Linked DNA regions of Homo sapiens: region 1 is linked to region 2. Evidence: read pairs that join two places in POLR2A ChIA-PET (ENCODE). Cell type or tissue: Caco-2. All regions are shown on one strand. Each heading gives the region's core, and the rest is flanking DNA. Links, peaks and the distances in the headings are about the cores only. Region 1 has its middle 22 kb from the start of GUCD1. Region 2 overlaps LRRC75B (leucine rich repeat containing 75B).

Region 1 (8,117 bases), core at 2,681-5,180, 51 kb after region 2:
CCTCTGCCCTCTGATGTCCAAAACTTTCACCATACAGATGATGTCCTCTTGGATGGCAAGTCAACAGTCCCAGTGTTGGAGATCCTGATCATAGTGTTACCACATCTCCACCAGCAGCAGGGACTGACAATCCCTGACAAAATTCCATTTCTTGGAATACAACTGCTGATTCACAAGTTTTTGTTTTTTTGTTTTTGAGATGCAGTCTCACTCTGTCGCCTAGGCTGGAGTGCAGTGGTGCAATCTCAGCTCACTGCAACCTCTGCCTCCCAGGTTCAAGTGATTCTTCTGCCTCAGCCTCCCAAGTAGTTGGGATTACAGGCACACGCCACCATACCCAGCTAACTTTTGTATTTTGAGTAGAGACGGAGTTTTACCATGTTGGCCAGGCAGGTCTTGAACTCCTGGCCTCAAGCGATCCGCCAGCCTTGGCCTCCCAAAGTGCTGGGATTACATGTGTGAGCCACTGCACTCGGCCAATTCGCAATGTTTAATCCTTCCAGGAGTCAAGGAAAAGCTGCTGGTAGTCCTTCCACCACCACCAAAAAAAGAAGGCCCTGCACCTTCTCAGACTCCTTGGGTATTGCAGACAGCATATGCCTCACTTTGGGCATCCTACTTGGTCCTTTACATCTGCTAACTTGCCAACCAGCACCCTTTAGAGCAGGGCCCAGGCCAGAAAGCTGTATTGGAAGCTGTCCAGCAAGCCCACTCTACCTGTGGGTCCTCACAACCCAATGATCCCTTTGAGCTATATAAGTCTCTGTGACTAATTTTGCTAATTGGAACATTTGGCAAAGGGAAGCAGACTGTACCCAGAGGTGCCCCTGTTTTGGACTTACTGCCTGTCTCCCTGACACAGTGGCCAGGTACTTCTCTTTTGAAAAGCTTACTATCTGGCTTCTTACAACAGAATACCTGACCCACAAAAGGATGGCTTTTATGGAATGTACGTGTACTTAAGATGGAAATGGTATATTTAAGAACACAGCTAGTCTAGCCCTGCTGACATCTCAGTTTTACATGAAAAAACTGGCAGCTAACCCTTTGGGGGACACTTATATCCCCCACTCCACCAAAGCAAAGTCACTGGGTCAACAGGAACCTAAGTTCACAGAGGTTCTCCTAAATGCCAGGGCCTGGTTCACTGATGGTCTGATGAAGTGGAAGCCTCATGGTGTCCACAGGGCTGCTGTGGCTGTTCACCCTCAGAAACAGCTGCGCAGAACAGAAAATTGATGAGTAACTCTGCTCAGTAGGCCCTGAGCCAATACTCCTCTTGGTAACCCTTGTTATATTTTTACTGACTCTTGGGGTGTTGCCAATGGCCTAGGTGTTCGGTCTGACACTTAGAAAACCTCAACTGGCAGATTAAAGACACCCATCTTTGGGGTCATGAACTATGGAAATAAGTTTTGGCTGTGATTGCTCTGTCTGGGTCACACATGTAGATGTCCATGGTTGAAGCCTGTTCTCTGATTAGACCAACGGAAATAAGGCTGTTGAGGGAGCCTGCACTAGCCATATTGCTACTGGGATCCATCATTATGCCGGACATGGCAACACATCCACCACCATGGACTGGGCACAATGGAAAATACTATTTGTGTATGTGTGTGGGGGGGTTTTGCTTGTTTTTTTGAGATGGAGTTTCACTCTGTCGCCCAGGCTGGAGTGCAGTGGCACCATCTCGGCTCACCACAACCTCCGCCTCCCAGGTTCAAATGATTCTCCTGCCTCAGCCTCCCAAGTAGCTGGGATTACAGGCACGCACAACCATGCCTAGTTAATTTTTGTATTTTTAGTAGAGACAGCGTTTCACCATGTTGGCCAGGCTGGTCTCGAACTCCTGACCTCAAGTGATCCACCCACCTTGGCTTTCCAAAATGCTGGGATTACAGGCATGAGCCACCGCACCCAGCTGGAAAGGACTATTTCTGATGCAGACGCTACCACCACATACCAGGCTGTGATTCCTACCAAAGGTTGGCCCATTTCTCTTGCATAGGAGGAGGTCATCTTGCACAGGGCGTGGCCTCAGCCTACTCATGGCAGATCAACTCCATTAGACCTTTGACCTCTTGGGGCTATTGGTGGTGCCTTACCACTGTTGACACTTTTTCAGGTTATTGGATTGTTGCAGTCCTATCAACCAGCTCTGGGCATACCACTGCAACCCCTGAAACTAATCTGTGTCATGTTTTGGCTCTCTGGACCATCTGCAGTGTGACAATGGTGCACCTTTTATCATAAAAGCCACTCAACAATAGTGGTATTCAAAAGATCTTCCACACTCCTGCCATCATGAGATTCTGGCATTGTTGAGTATTGGAATGGCTTCCTCAAAAACTGGGCCGGGTGCGGTGGCTCATGCCTGTAATCTCAGCACTTTGGGAGGCCGAGGCAGGCAGATCACCTGAGGTTGGGAGTTCGAGACCAGCCTGAGCAACGTGGAGAAACCCCATCTCTACTAAAAATACAAACATTAGCTGGGCATGGTGGCGGGTGCCTGTAATCCCAGCTACTCTGAAGGCTGAGGCAGGAGAATCGCTTGAACATGGGAGGCGGAGGTTGCAGTGACCCGAGATCACGCCACTGCACTCCAGCCTGGGTGACAGAGCAAGAGTCCGTCTCAAAAAAAAAAAAAAAAAAAAATCAACTCAAGGTCTCTGACTCTACTTTTCTCCCTCCTTCCTGGTCCACACACTTTCATAAAGCATTTTGTTTTGTTTTTGTTTTTCAAGACAGAGTCTCGCTCTGTCGCCCAGGCTGGAGTGCAGTGGTGCGATCTTGGCTCTGCCTCTCGAGTTCAAGCCATTCTCCTGCCTCAGCCTCCCAAGTAGCTTGGATTACAGGCACACGCCACCATGTCCAGCTAATTTTTGTATTTTTAGTAGAGACAGGGTTTCCCCATGTTGGCCATGCTAGTCTTGAACTCCAGACCTCAAGAGATCCACCCGCCTCAGCCTCCCAAAGTGCTGGGATTAAAGATGTGAGCTACTGCACCCCACTTTTTCTTTTTCTAAGTAGAGATGGGGTCTTGCCATGTTGACCAAGTTGGTCTCGAACTCCTGGCCTCAAGCAGTCCTCCCATCTCAGCCTCCCAAAGTGCTGGGATTTCAGGTATGAGCCAATGCGCCTGGCCCTATTAAAACATTTTGGTCACCAAATGCAGCTGTCTTTAAAAAGGCTACTTCCTAGCAAGGTGTGTCTGAATGAAGAGGTGTAGGAAGGTTATAAAGAAATATTTTTAAAATTTGGGATTCTGATCAGACTCTTCCTGGGCGTGTTGCTTGCTTGCTTTCCCCTGGCAGCAATCCCAGGCCAGCCTGGTGGGCACACCTCCTAGATGGCAGTCCAACTGTAAGGGGGTCTAGGGGCTCAAACCTGATTGTGTTTCAGCCACCTGGATTCTCTTGTTGGACTGACATGGTCTTAGAGCATAAGAATAATGACCACTTGGGCAAGTACGCTGCTCGCTGAGACCCCTTAGGGTGGCACATACAGGACAAAGTGGGGAACATAATGGGTCCCCACGCATTTTGTAAACATGCCCTTGTTCCTCTTGGACCTGACTCTTCGAATCAAAAAGTCTAGGTGCACAAAGGGGATAACTGGAAAAGGAGGTGGCTGGTACTGGTCAGTCCAGTCACCTCTTTTTCCTTAAAGAAGTGACTATAGGTATTGAAATGAGACACCGATTTGGGAGGGGGAGCAGCAATTCTGGCACCTAGACAGAAAATACTTTGGATTCCAGGAGATAAAGAGGGGGAGGCATTTATGATCTTTGTCCTTCATAATTGCCCCTGAAGACTTCCTTATGAACATAAAAAAGATCTGTGCAGCTCTCCCAAGCTTTTGCAAGCACCTCAAATTTAACTGACTGCAAAGCTGGGCATAGCGGCTCCTGCCTGTAATCCCAGCTACTTGGGAAGTTGCAGGGGAGGATCGCTTGAGGCAAGGAATTCAAGGCTGCAGGGAGCTGTGATGGCACCACTGCACTCCAGCCTGGGCAAGACTGAGAACCTGTCTCAAATAAAACAAATTTAACGACTGTGGGTTCTGCCTTGCCCCAACAACAGATGGCTTTGGCCACCATTTGGTTTGCTCACCATTCCCATTAACCTTACCAGAAGTCCACTGGAAAGAGCAGGGGATGTCCCTGGCTCCTGCACCTTCCATGAAAATCACCTGTGATACCATCAGTTGTCGTTCCCATCCCTATTCCCATAGACTCCACTCAGCCATTCTGTGGAGAGAACGAGTGCCACCTTGCTAGTGGTATGGACAAATGGGATAGATTGGACTAACTGCCCTCAGGCTGTCCTTCCAAATACAAGGACTAGACTGAATTATTCAAACTGGGAAGCTACTTGGGAGGCTGAGGCAGGAGAATCACTTGAACCTAGCAGGGAGAGTGCAGTGAGCTGAGATCGCGCCACCGCATTCCAGCCTGGGTGACAAGAGCGAAACTTCAGCTCAAAAAAAAAAAAAAAAAAAAGAAAGTAAACTGGGAACCTGAAGCCCCACCAGGTGGCCAGGACCTGTGCTCCAACAAATATAGGTCCCACTTGGGGGACCTCCAACAATTATAAATATTTTCTAGGGGTAACGATATGTGCCCTTGTGACTGTACTTGTGTGGAGGCTAAACATTAACTCATCATCCTCCCCAAAATAGTGTCTTGCCCCTTCAGGGTGGTCAAGAGACCTTCAAGTGTTTAAGCAAATACCACCAATAGATTATGTAGCCCACAGACAACTGTGGAGATTTTTTTTTTTTTTTTTTTTGAGATGGAGTCTTGCTCTGTCATGCAGGCTGGAGTGCAGTGGCGTGATCTCGGCTTACTGCAACCTCTGCTTCCCAGGTTCAAGCGATTCTCCTGCCTCAGCCTCCCAAGGAGCTGGGATTACAGGCGCCTGCCACTACGCCCAGCTAATTTTTTTGTACTTTTGGTAGAGACAGGGTTTCACCATGTTGGCCAGGCTGGTCTTGAACTCCTGACCTCAGGTGATCCACCTGCCTTGGCCTCCCAAAGTGCTAGGATTGCAGGCGTGAGCCATCGCACCCAGCTGACAACTGTGAAGATCTTTCTAAAGTGAGGCTGCCCTTGTTTACTCAGGGGAACTTCTTGGACTGATAATTGACTCATTCCTTATGTGCACTTATTATCCCTATGATGGGAGTCCTCTGATTAGGAAAGGTGATGCAACATTTGTCTCTAACTTTAGTTGGGTGATCAGTGGTACCACCTTGCCCCTGGAAGGCATTCAGGTCAGCGGCAACTCACTGGCCAGGGTGGAGGTTGTATGGATGACAGAGTTGCCCTAGGCTTCCTCCCTGTGAACCACCAGTGGAGATTATGCAATATCTAATATATCCTGCTGTACCTGGATTAATGACTTGGGCTGAGTGGAAAGGTCAATATTTGAGAAAGTCACCTGGCTTTCTTAGGTAGACCTTGATGGTTTATAGGATTTGTTCAACCTGTTGAGTTGAAAACCCTGGGGTCAGCCGGGCGCAGTGGCTCATGCCTGTAATCCCAGCACTTTGGGAGGCCGAGGTGGGTGGATCACGAGGTCAGGAGATCAAGACCATCCTGGCTAACATGGTGAAACCCCATCTCTACTAAAAATACAAAAACAAAATTAGCCGGGTGTGGTGGTGGGTGTCTGTAGTCCCAGCTACTCAGGAGGCTGAGGCAGGAGAATGGTATGAACCCGGGAGGCGGAGCTTGCAGTGAGCCGAAATCGCACCACTGCACTCCAGCCTGGGCGACAGAGTGAGACTCCGTCTCAAAAAAAGAAATAAAGGAAAAAAAGAAAACCCTGGGGTCAGGATTGGGGTTAATATTGCAGGTTGGACTCATTCTGTTGAAATGCTGTTCATTAAATTAAATTCTGTGAGACAAGCTGAACTGATTTGCTCTATGCCTATTGTCAGATTAATCAGTGACTGATAAAATGGCATACCCATAAGAAAATTGCCAGAAGCCAAGACAATGTGGAAATGAGGGGTGGATATTATTGGGAGATAATTGTCCACAGGTCTCTCACATTTCTGTATGTGTCTTGTCAGCTAAAACTATGAAGGCCTTTGTTCTAGACTATCTTTTCAAAGAAGCTGGCATAGCCTTGGAAGATAGACACAGGTGCTTTGCATCTACAGAGCAAAGGACAGGTGTTCTTGTGACCTTGGTGGAGATAATGCCTCCTGTTAGTGCAAAGGGAAGGCATACCAACCATCCAATATAAAAGACGCAAATTCTGTTAGCTCTCTTCCCTCCTCCTTTCCTCAATAAAACCCACTGCATGTGCAGGATTCACTTGGTCCTCTTTGTGTTGCCCTAAGGGAACTGGGCTTGGGAAATGGCTGTAAGAAAATGCTGGTACTCTGGCTACTGCTATTGCTGTAATAAACTGTCCTTTGTGTCTGACCCAAGAGTGTCTTGTCTGGTTGGGTGCAGTGACTCACGCCTGTAATCCTAGCACTTTGGGAGGCCAAGGTGGGTGGATCACCTGAGGACAGGAGTTTGAGACCAGCTTGGCCAACATGGTGAAATCCTGTCTCTACTAAAAATACAAAAATTAGCCGGGTGTGGTGGCAGGAGCCTGTAATTCCAGCTACTCAGGAGGCTGAAGCAGGAGAATCATTTGAACCCAGGAGGCAGAGGTTGCAGTGAGCTGAGATTGCACCACTGCACTTCAGCCTGGGCAACAGAGCGAGGCTCCATCTCAAAAAAAAAAAAGTACATCTTCTATGAGCATCTGTGAAACTACTGCAGTAGGCTAACCTAGCTTGCAAATAGAGTAAAATCTCTGACTATTCAGTTTTTGATCTGATGTTTGTGCTTTTTAATATTTCTTCATGACTCAATCTTGGTAGGTTTTGTTTTTAGGACTTTGCCTATTCATTCATTCACTCATTCATTCATTTATTTATTTTCGAGACAGAATCTCACTCTGTGTCGCCCAAGCTGGAGTGCAGTGGCACAATCTTGGCTCACTGCAACGTCTGTTTCTCGGGTTCAAGTGATTCTCGTGCCTCAGCCTCCCAAGTAGCTGGGAGTACAGGCGCACGCCACCACACCCAGCTAATTTTTGTATTTTTAGTGAGACAGGGTTTCACCATGTTGGCCAGGTTGGTCTTGAACTCCTGACCTCAAGTGATCCACCGGTCTCGGCCTCCCAAAGTGCTGGGATTACAGATTTGAGCCACCATGCCCAGCTGGAATTTGCCCATTTAATCTAGGCTATCCAGTTTGTTTCCATACAACTGTCTGTAGTACTTTATAACCCTTTTTACTTCTGTAGAATTGGTAGTAGTGTCCCGATTTTCATTTCTCCTTTTAGTAATTTGACTCTTTTTCTTACTCAATCTAGCTAAAGGTTGTCAATTTTGTTGATCTTTTTGACGAAGCAACTTTTGATTTTGTTGACTTTCTCTTTTTTTCTTTTTCTATTCTCTAGCTCTGTTATCTTCCTTCTAGCTCTGTTCTTATTGGCTTCCTTCTGTTAGCTCTTTCATTTGCTCTTTTTTTGTGCCTTAATGTGTAAATAATGTGTACAGTTCAGTTGGTTTTGTTTGTTTGTTTTTTTTTTTTTAGAGACAGGATCTTGCTCTGTTGCTCAAGCTAGAGTGCAGTGGTGCCATCATAGCTCACTTAGCTCACTGCAGCCTCAAACTCCTGGGCTCAAGCAATCCTCTCACCTCAGCCTCTGGAATAGCTGGGACTATAGGTGTGCACCACCATCCCTGGCTAATTTTTAAATTTTTTGTAGAGGGGCCAGGCAATTCTCCCACCTCAGCCTCCTAAAGTGCTGGAATTATGGGTGGGAACCACCATGCCTAGACTCTTCTTTTTAAATGTAAGCATTTATAGCTATAAATTTCTTTCAGTACTGCTTTTGCTGTATCCCACAGGTTTCGGTGTGTTTTTGTTTCATGTGTCTCAAGATATCTAACTTCCCTTATGATTTCTTTTTTGATCCATTGGTTGTTTAAAAGTGTGTTGTTGGTCAGGAAGGGTGGCTGATGCCTGTAATCTCAGCACTTTGGGAGGTTGAGGCGGGCGGATCACTTGAGACCAGGAGTTCAAAACCAGCCTGGCCAACACG
Region 2 (8,117 bases), core at 2,284-4,783:
CCTCCCACAGGACTATGAGCTCTGGAAGTCCTCGGACAAGATCTGCCGACAGCTCATCTACCACCTCACCCCTCACTCGAAGCAGCAGCAAGGGTCCAGCCTGCGCCAGAGGAAGACCCAGAGCTGGTAAGGGTAGCCCAGCCACTGCCCCTCCTCACTGCTGCTCCAAGGTCCCTTCTCAGGTTGACACCTGCACTCTCACCAAGAGGCTGGTGCTGAAATCCCACCTGGTGAGGCCCTCACCTGGTCCGCATGAGGGCCCTACCCTGGAAGTCAGCCTGGCCCGTGGTAGCAGATGCTCCCCAAGCCAAGCTGCACCCTCTGAGTGACCCGTTTGGCATTTCCCACAGGACGGTCCTGCCTCCTGCCATTCATACATCCCTCAATCCCTGGTCTGTTACACGGCCTGGACACCCCACCCCTCCACCCAACAGCCAAGGTGACCTCAGTAGGCATCTTCAGCTGAGACTTCCCAACAGGTTGCGGGGGAGGCAGATTCTGGATCGCGATTCTCATTTTAGAGGGAAGGAAACAGGTTCGGAGAAGTGGCTTGCCTAAGGCCACACTCTACCCTGATTTTCCTGTACCTTGTTGGGAATTCTTTGCCACTGCCAGGCTGCCTAAAACTGAGGCTTCCGTGGCTGCCCAATAGCTCCCTCTGCCATGGGTCCCTCTCAGACACTCCATCCTGGAGTGACTCCATCCATGGAGCCTCACACACAGGCTCAGTCCAGAGCTGGCCACAGGCACCCAGGCCCAGAGGCCTGAACTGCTGCCGGGAGCTTACCCTAGCAGGCCTCCCCTGTCTGCCCTCCACCCCTGTCCCACCTTGGGCCTAATAGGCCACGCTGAGCTTGGACCCCACAAGGTTGTTCCCTGCCATGGCTGGTGGGGGTCCTGAGGGTGTGCTCACTGCTGTCAGTCCCCCAAAAGGCCTGTCTGCCTAGTGGGCTCTGTTCAGATAACTGGGGAGAGACCTAGAGGGTTGGTGGGGGCGGGGGTCCTTCTCAGTCTCTGAACTTCCCTTCTAACTGAGAAAACACGGGGAGCCCTCCCTCATGGCCGGCCCCCAGCCTGCACACCCAGGACCTCCCCTTTCACTACTGTGGGCCTGTCCCTCTCTATCCCCGGTGCCCTGTACAGCCTAATAGCCGTCCCTTTGTAGGAGAATTTCTCCCTACCCTAAAAGAATCGACATCAGAAGGGGCACAGGGAAAAAAACATGTGGGCTCAAGAGTCAGAGCATCTCAGTTTGAGGACCTGGTTCCCCGCTTAGTGGTGTGTGGCCATGGAAGAGTTACTTCACCTATCTGAAAAATAAGTGAGATGTCAATAAAACAGGTGTGGGATGCTGGGCACACAGTGAGATTTCAAATAATAGTTCATGAAGAAAGAGCCTTACTGTGTGTGCATTTAATCCTCACAACAACCACGTCCCATTTTCACCAAAGGGGAAACTGAGCCTCTGAGCATTGCCCATGGCCACCCACTTAGAAAGTGACAGTTTGGGCCCGGGCGCAGTGGCTCACGCCTGTAATCCCAGCACTTTGGGAGGCTGAGGCGGTCAGATCACCTGAGGTCAGGAGTTCGAGACCAGCCTGACAAAGATGGAGAAACCCCGCCTCTACTAAAAATACAAAATTAGCCAGGCGTGGTGGCACATGCCTTTAATCCCAGCTACTTGGGAGGCTGAAGCAGGAGAATCGCTTGAATCCGGGAGGCAGAGGTTGCCGTAAGCCGAGATTGTGCCACTGCACTCCAGCCTGGACAAAAAGAGCGAAACTTTGTCTCAAAAAATACGAAAGACACAGTTTGAATCTGGCTTTGCCAGACTGTAGGCCTGGGCTGTTCCCGACAGGTCACTGTCTGTGGTCAGTGGGGGGACTGCCTGGTTGCCTAGTCCATCCCCACCTGCCACTCTCCCATAGCCTCAAGAGCAGCCTCCAGAAGACTCTGCTGGCAGGGGAGACTGTGGACCTCTCAGGCATCCCGCTGTCGACACAGGACGTGCAACACATCACACGCTACCTGAGCAGCCATGGTGCTGTGCTGGCGGTGCTGGACCTGAGCTTCACGGGGCTGAGTGATGAGCTGCTGCACCTCCTGCTGCCCAGCCTGTGGGCGCTGCCCCGCCTCACCCAGCTCCTGCTCAACGGCAACCGACTGACGCGGGCCACTGCCCGCAAGCTCACTGATGCCATCAAGGACACCACCAAGTTCCCTGCTTTGGCTTGGGTGGACCTGGGCAACAACGTGGATGTGGCTTCCCTGCCCCAGCCCCTGCTGGTCGGCCTGCGCCGGCGGCTGAGCCAGCGCACCTCACTCCCCACCATCTACGAGGGCCTGGACCTTGAGCCTGAGGGCAGTGCGGCCGGGGCCACCACCCCTGCCTCCACCTGGGACTCCACAGCTGCTGGGCTGGGACCCGAGCCCCAGGCCTGCTGTGCCAGGTGACCCACCACCCACCTGGCTCATTGCTACTGACTTGTGATGCTCTCAAGCACATGATAGTGGGCGATGAAGGTCAAGGAGGACTCACAGGCCCCCAGAAATCCAGTGTAAATGCTCAGCCTGAGATTAAGGGGACAGAAGAATGGACTCATAGGTGGCCAGGTGGCCAGCCCTGGCTAGAGGCTCAGCCTTCCCTCAGTGGGAGGGGCCCCAGCACCCACAGTGTGGACCCCGCAATAAAGAGTGACACCCGCCTCTGCTTTTCTGCATCACCAACCTCAGGGTCACTGAGCAACAGCCCTGCTGCTGGGGTGGGGAGAAAGGGTGGCTGTGTCTATCCAAAAGGGTGGGACAAAGGTCACACTGACCTTCCCCCAGGTGCTCTTTGGGCAAGTCCCCCATGGAGTCTAAGATGTGGGGGTCCTGGGTCCATCCCTGTGGGCTGGAGAGTTAGAGGAGGCCTCCAGGGAGCGGGCCCTCACATCTGGGCAGGGCTTGGGCTCCTTGAGAAGGGGAGCTGCGAAGGAGCGGGTCGGGAGCCCCAGGAGGAGCAAAGCTCTACATGGAGCCCCACAGCAAGCTCACGTCTGAGCCCAGGCTGCCAGCCTCACCACCACAGCCCTCTGGGCAGGGGACAAGGCTGCACAGACCAGAGGCAGGGGCCACAGCCGACTAAGTGAGAGGACTTGGTGCCTGCCTCCCACAGGGTACAGTGCTGCTTGCCACCCTCAGGACCCAGCCCCAGGCCTCTTGTACTTGGCGAGGGGCAGCTCTGTGGGGTTAGGAGACAGCAAGCCAGAGACAAAGTGCTTGTGTGTTCCCTCCAGGCCCTGGGGGTCCCCGTGTGGGAGTCCCCGTGTGGGAGAGCATGCAGCGGGTGGAGGTGCGCATCACCAGCAGCAGGGGGCCTTGGGGGCAGAGTAGTCCTAGGGCTGCCCTTGGCAGGGGGAAGTGTCTCCCTTCCTCCCCAAGCACCATCAGGGTGGGCTCCCAGCCAGAAGCCTAATGCCACAGTCACCCTCAGCCCTGTGTGGGGAGTTACAGTTCAGCCCAACCAGAAGACAGGCAGGGCAGGCGGGAAAGGAATTTAGAGATGTCCGGGGGGATACTGAGGCCCAGAGTGGGGAAGTCATGTGCTAAGCCAGGAGGTAAGGTCTGGGGGCAGTGGGGCCCTGCTAGATGAGGAAAGACTCAGCAGCAGAGGGGGGCTCCAAGGCTAAGGAGGAGGCAGGGGTCCTCCTGGGCCTACACACCCCAGCCACCAGCTCTGACTTTCCCTCACAGCCATGGCCCACAGGGACTGTAAGCGGCGCATCCATCCCCTGTGGTGCATGGATTCCAGCACATTCCCAGTCTGGCTGGATGCATAACAGCTTCTCAGGGCAAAAGGAGATGGCCAAGGAGGGTGAGGACAGGATGGTGTTGGGTCCCAGGACTGGGATGGAGGCAGTGAGGAAAAGGATTTTCCTCAGACCCCACTGATCTCACTGCTTTAGGCGGACTTCTTACCCAAAGGCTTTGGAGAGATTGGAGATCTCACAGTTCAGGCCCGCTCTGCTCCTGACTTGCTGTGGGACCTGGCCAGGCCTTTCCCTTTTTGGGATCTCTGCTCCCTCCCCTCTGTTAAATAGGACTTTCAGCTCTCAGCACTCCATCCTGGGGTCCAGCTCCCTCCCAGCTCTCCTTGTTTTAGGGACTGGCCCTGCCCAGCAGCTCAGAAGCCATAGAAGTGTTTCCCTATGCCCCTACTCTGGAACAGGGTGTTCAGGCTCCCCAGAGTGAGGCAAAATGGGGTAGATGGTGGGAGGGGCCAGCAGAGAGGATTATGAGAAAGTGAAAGCTTAAACCAACATACATTTATTCTGTGAGCAATCTATTATTTAAATCAAAACGGTATGAGAGCCGGCCCTGGGCCAGGCAAGCTGATAAACCTGTCACATAAGCAGGCCTCTGAGCTCTCCCTGAAACTCCTGTTGGAGAAATGCCAAGCTCTCCAGTCCCTTGCGCCCTGCTGACTCCCTGCCCACCACTGGCCCTAAGCCAGCCCACAAACTCTCAATTGTCACTGAGAGATTCCTACCAGGATGGTGTGCGAGGACCCGAGCTGGTGTTCCAGGCAATCTCTGGGAGAATCCAGGCGGCAGCAGATAGTTTCAGTCTCTCTGCCTCTTGGACAGAAGCACACGATGCAGTAGCGGAGCCAGAGCCTGAAACGGATCAAGCGGAGAAGGTTGGCCTCATTGCCATGCAGGTGTTTAGAGCCTTCACGACCACCAGCAAGGCTGTCGAGGGCAGGGCCACCGAGCTCCACAAGTGGCAGCTTGTGGCTCATGCAGCCTGGTGAGGCAGAGAGCACTGGCCAGGACAGCTCCAGCCCAAGCTCTAAACGGAGGAGGAAGCAGGTGGGCCGTACTCAGGCCGGTCCTCACTCAGGCCTAGTCTAGGAGGCAGACAGGCCTGGCCTTGGTCCCAGCCTGTCACTTGCTGGCGATGTGGTCCTCTCAGAGCCTGTTCCCTCATCTTGGGAATGAGGTACACCAAGCCTCCCATTATCCCACTGGAGTGAGAGTGAGGATGACGTAAGTTTTGGAAAGTGTCTACCGCATTGAGGGGAGGAGGGCAGGCACTCTTCAATGTCAGCAGGGCCTCCACCCAGGGCTGTCTGGGTGGCAATGGCAGGAACTCAAACCTTTGGGGCTAGGCCAGAGATGAAGCCATTTTTTTATTCAACAAGCACTTCCATAGCCTCCCTTGGGCCAGGTACTGTTCTGATGGCCTTATACTCCTTTACTTCTCTTCTCATTTGAAGGAGGTAGGTGCTCTGTTTTCCAGGTGAGTCGACTGAGGCAGAAAGAGGTTAAGGGGACTTGTTGGCCAGGCGGCGTGGCTCATGCCTGTAGTCCCAGCACTTTGGGAGGCCGAGGCGGGTGGAGGTCAGAAGTTCAAGACCAGGCTGGCCAACATGGCAAAACCCCATCTCTACTAAAAAAAAAAAAAAAAAATTAGTCAGGCGTGGTGGTGGGTGCCTGTAATCCCAGCTACTTGGGAGGCTGAGGCAGGAGAATTGCTTGAACCTGGTGGGCAGAGGTTGCAGTGAGCCGAGATTGTGCCATTGCACTCCAGCCTGGGTGACGGAGCGAGACTGTCTCAAAAAAACAAAAAATAAAGAAAGGGGATTACTTGTCCAAGTTCAAAGAGCCAGGAACTGGAGGAGCCAGAGTGTAAGCCCGGGTGGCCTGGTGCCAGTCTGTGACGTTAACGCCTGCATGCTGCTCCCTCTCCTACAGCCATCCCAGGGACTATCACTGGGGCTGCTCGGCCCCAGGATTCACCTAAATGAGCAAGCCCCTTCCAAAGGGGCCATTTGAAGCAGGAGAACCATCATGGTCCTCCTGTGGGGAACAGACCTCAAGCCTCGTTGTCCCTGGAGCAAAGCCAGTAAGGACCTCCCTGGACCTCAGTTTCCTGATCTGCAGCTACATGGTGGAAGCAGCCATGATGATCTGGGCTTTGCCCTCCCGCAGGATTGTAAAAGACTAGCAAAGAGTGGGTTTGGAAGTACTTCCCAGACTGAGCAAAACCCAGGCGGCCCAGGCTCAGGGGTGCAGCATCCACACCCAGCTCTTAGAATCTGCCTTCAGCTCCCTGGGCCTATAGCTCCTCATGCCTTAGCCTGCCTTGCAGGGATGCTGAGAACATCTTGCAGGGATGCTGAGAACATCAAAAGGAAACACGTAGAAAAGATGATGTGCTCCACAGGCCCAACATGACCAAGACTCGGGAACTTCTTTTCTGTCCTAAAAGGGAGGATATTTGAGCCCAAATAAGGTGCTTTAGGACATGAGCCCACAGGAGAGATCAGCCTCTGCTGACGGTCTTCATCTCGAGAATCCAGAGTCTTGGGCAACTGATCCTAGCTGCTGCTATCAACCCAGCATGGAGGTTTTTCTCTGGGACCTGGAAGGAAAGGAAAATGCACTTGTTCCACTTAGAGCTAGTTGCCAATCACCCATGAAATCTAGTATTTTCTTTTCCAACTATGCACAACTTTTTTTTTTTTTTTTTTTTTTTTTGAGACAGAGTCTCACTCTGTCACCCAGGCTGGAGTGCAGTGGCATGATCTTGGCTCACTGCAACCTCTGCCCCACCAGGTTCAAGGCATTCTCCTGCCTCAGGATCCCGAGTAGCTGGGACTACAGGAGACTGCTATCATGCCTGGCTAATTTTTGTATTTTTAGTAGAGACAGGGTTTCACCATATTAGCCAGGCCGGTCTTGAACTCCTGACCTTGTGATCTGCCCGCCTTGGCTTCCCAAAGTGCTGGGATTACAGGCATGAGCCATTGCGCTCGGCTTGTTTTTTAAAAATATTTTATTTTTTAAAATAACCCTTCATTGAGGTATAATTGAAACACAAAAAGTAGACATTCCGAGCACTACACAAGATTAAAATGTGCAATATGATACATTTTGCACATGTATACATCTATGAAGCCACTATCACAATCAAGATAGTAAATGTACCTGTCACCCCGAAAGTTTTGTCATGCCTCTTGGTAATCCCTCCCTCCCGCCTCTCCATGCCCACTGACATCCAAAAGCAACCATTGATTTGCTTTGTTTTTTACAGTTTGCATTTGTGAGATTTGGGGATATATGGAATCATATAGGATATACTTTTTTTTTTTTTTTTTTAGGTGAAGTCTCACTTTGTCACCCATACTGGAGTGCAGTCTCAGCTCACTGCAACCTCCCCCTCCCAGATTCAAGCAGTTATCCTGCCTCAGCCTCCCAGGTATCTGGGACTACAGGAGCATGCCACCATGCCCAGCTAATTTTTGTATTTTTAGTAGAGATGGGGTTTCACCATGTTGGCCAGGTTGGTCTTGAACTCCTGATCTCAAGTGATCTGCCTGCCTCAGCCTCCCAAAGTGCTGGGATTACAGGCATGAGCCACCACACCCAGCCGGATGTACTCTCTTCTATATGGCTTTTCACTTAGCACAATTATTTAGAGACTCACTCACGTGTACCAGTAGTTCCTTTTTATTGCCGAGTATTGCACTGGACGGTGTGCCACAATTTATCCATTCATCTGTTGATGGATGTTTGAGTTGTTTCCAGTTTTTGGCTATTACAAATAAAGCTGCTATGAAAATTCATGTATAAGTTTTTGCATGGACATATATTTCCTTTTCTCTTGGGTAAATACCTAGGAATGGAATGTGGGGATCATAAGGTAGATGTATTTTTAATGTCTTAAGAAACTGTCAAACTGTTTTCCAAAGTGGTGGTGCAGTTTTACATCCCCATCAGCAGTGTTTGGGAGTTCTTGTTGCTTTACATATTCAACAGCACATAGCATGGTGAGTTTTTTAAACATTAGCCATTCTTCTGGGTGTGTAGCAATATCTCTCTGGCTTTAACTTGGGCATTTCCCTAATGACTAATGATGTTGAACATGTTTTAATGTGCATGTTTGCCATCTGTATCTTCTCAAGTCTGTTCAAATTTTTTCCCCATGTCTTATTATTGAGCTTTGCAAATTCTTTATTTTTTGAGACAGAGTTTTGCTCTTGTTGCCCAGGCTGGAGTGCAATGGCACGATCTCGGCTCACCGCAACCTCCGCCTCCTGGGTTCAAGCGATTCTCCTGCCTCAGCCTTCC

What was found. ChIA-PET counts read pairs that join two places held together with the same protein. Peaks named below come from ENCODE experiments on the same cell type or tissue, not always from the same donor. Only the 100,000 strongest peaks of a DNase experiment are listed, where the experiment ranks them.
Region 1: POLR2A ChIA-PET joins it to region 2 with 12 read pairs; 7 of 35 experiments call an interaction of 5 or more read pairs at or near these places.

The regions. Positions count from the first base shown.
Region 1 is chr22:24,529,468-24,537,584 of GRCh38, reverse strand. No RefSeq gene overlaps it. Among named protein-coding and RNA genes, the nearest start is that of GUCD1, 22 kb to the left of the region's middle. In Caco-2, for the core only: no CTCF peak of the experiment used is centred there; a DNase peak (open chromatin) is centred at 3,868.
Region 2 is chr22:24,580,223-24,588,339 of GRCh38, reverse strand. LRRC75B (leucine rich repeat containing 75B) reads left to right here. Exons shown (of 4, transcript NM_207644.3): 3 at 11-126; 4 at 1,929-2,705. The coding sequence ends at 2,454. It overlaps LOC124905091 (a long non-coding RNA gene), which reads left to right and starts at 7,134. Exons shown (of 2, transcript XR_007068024.1): 1 at 7,134-8,117. It also overlaps a transcript of GGT1 not described here. RefSeq lists enhancers at 2,875-3,375, 3,376-3,876. In Caco-2, for the core only: no CTCF peak of the experiment used is centred there; no DNase peak of the experiment used is centred there.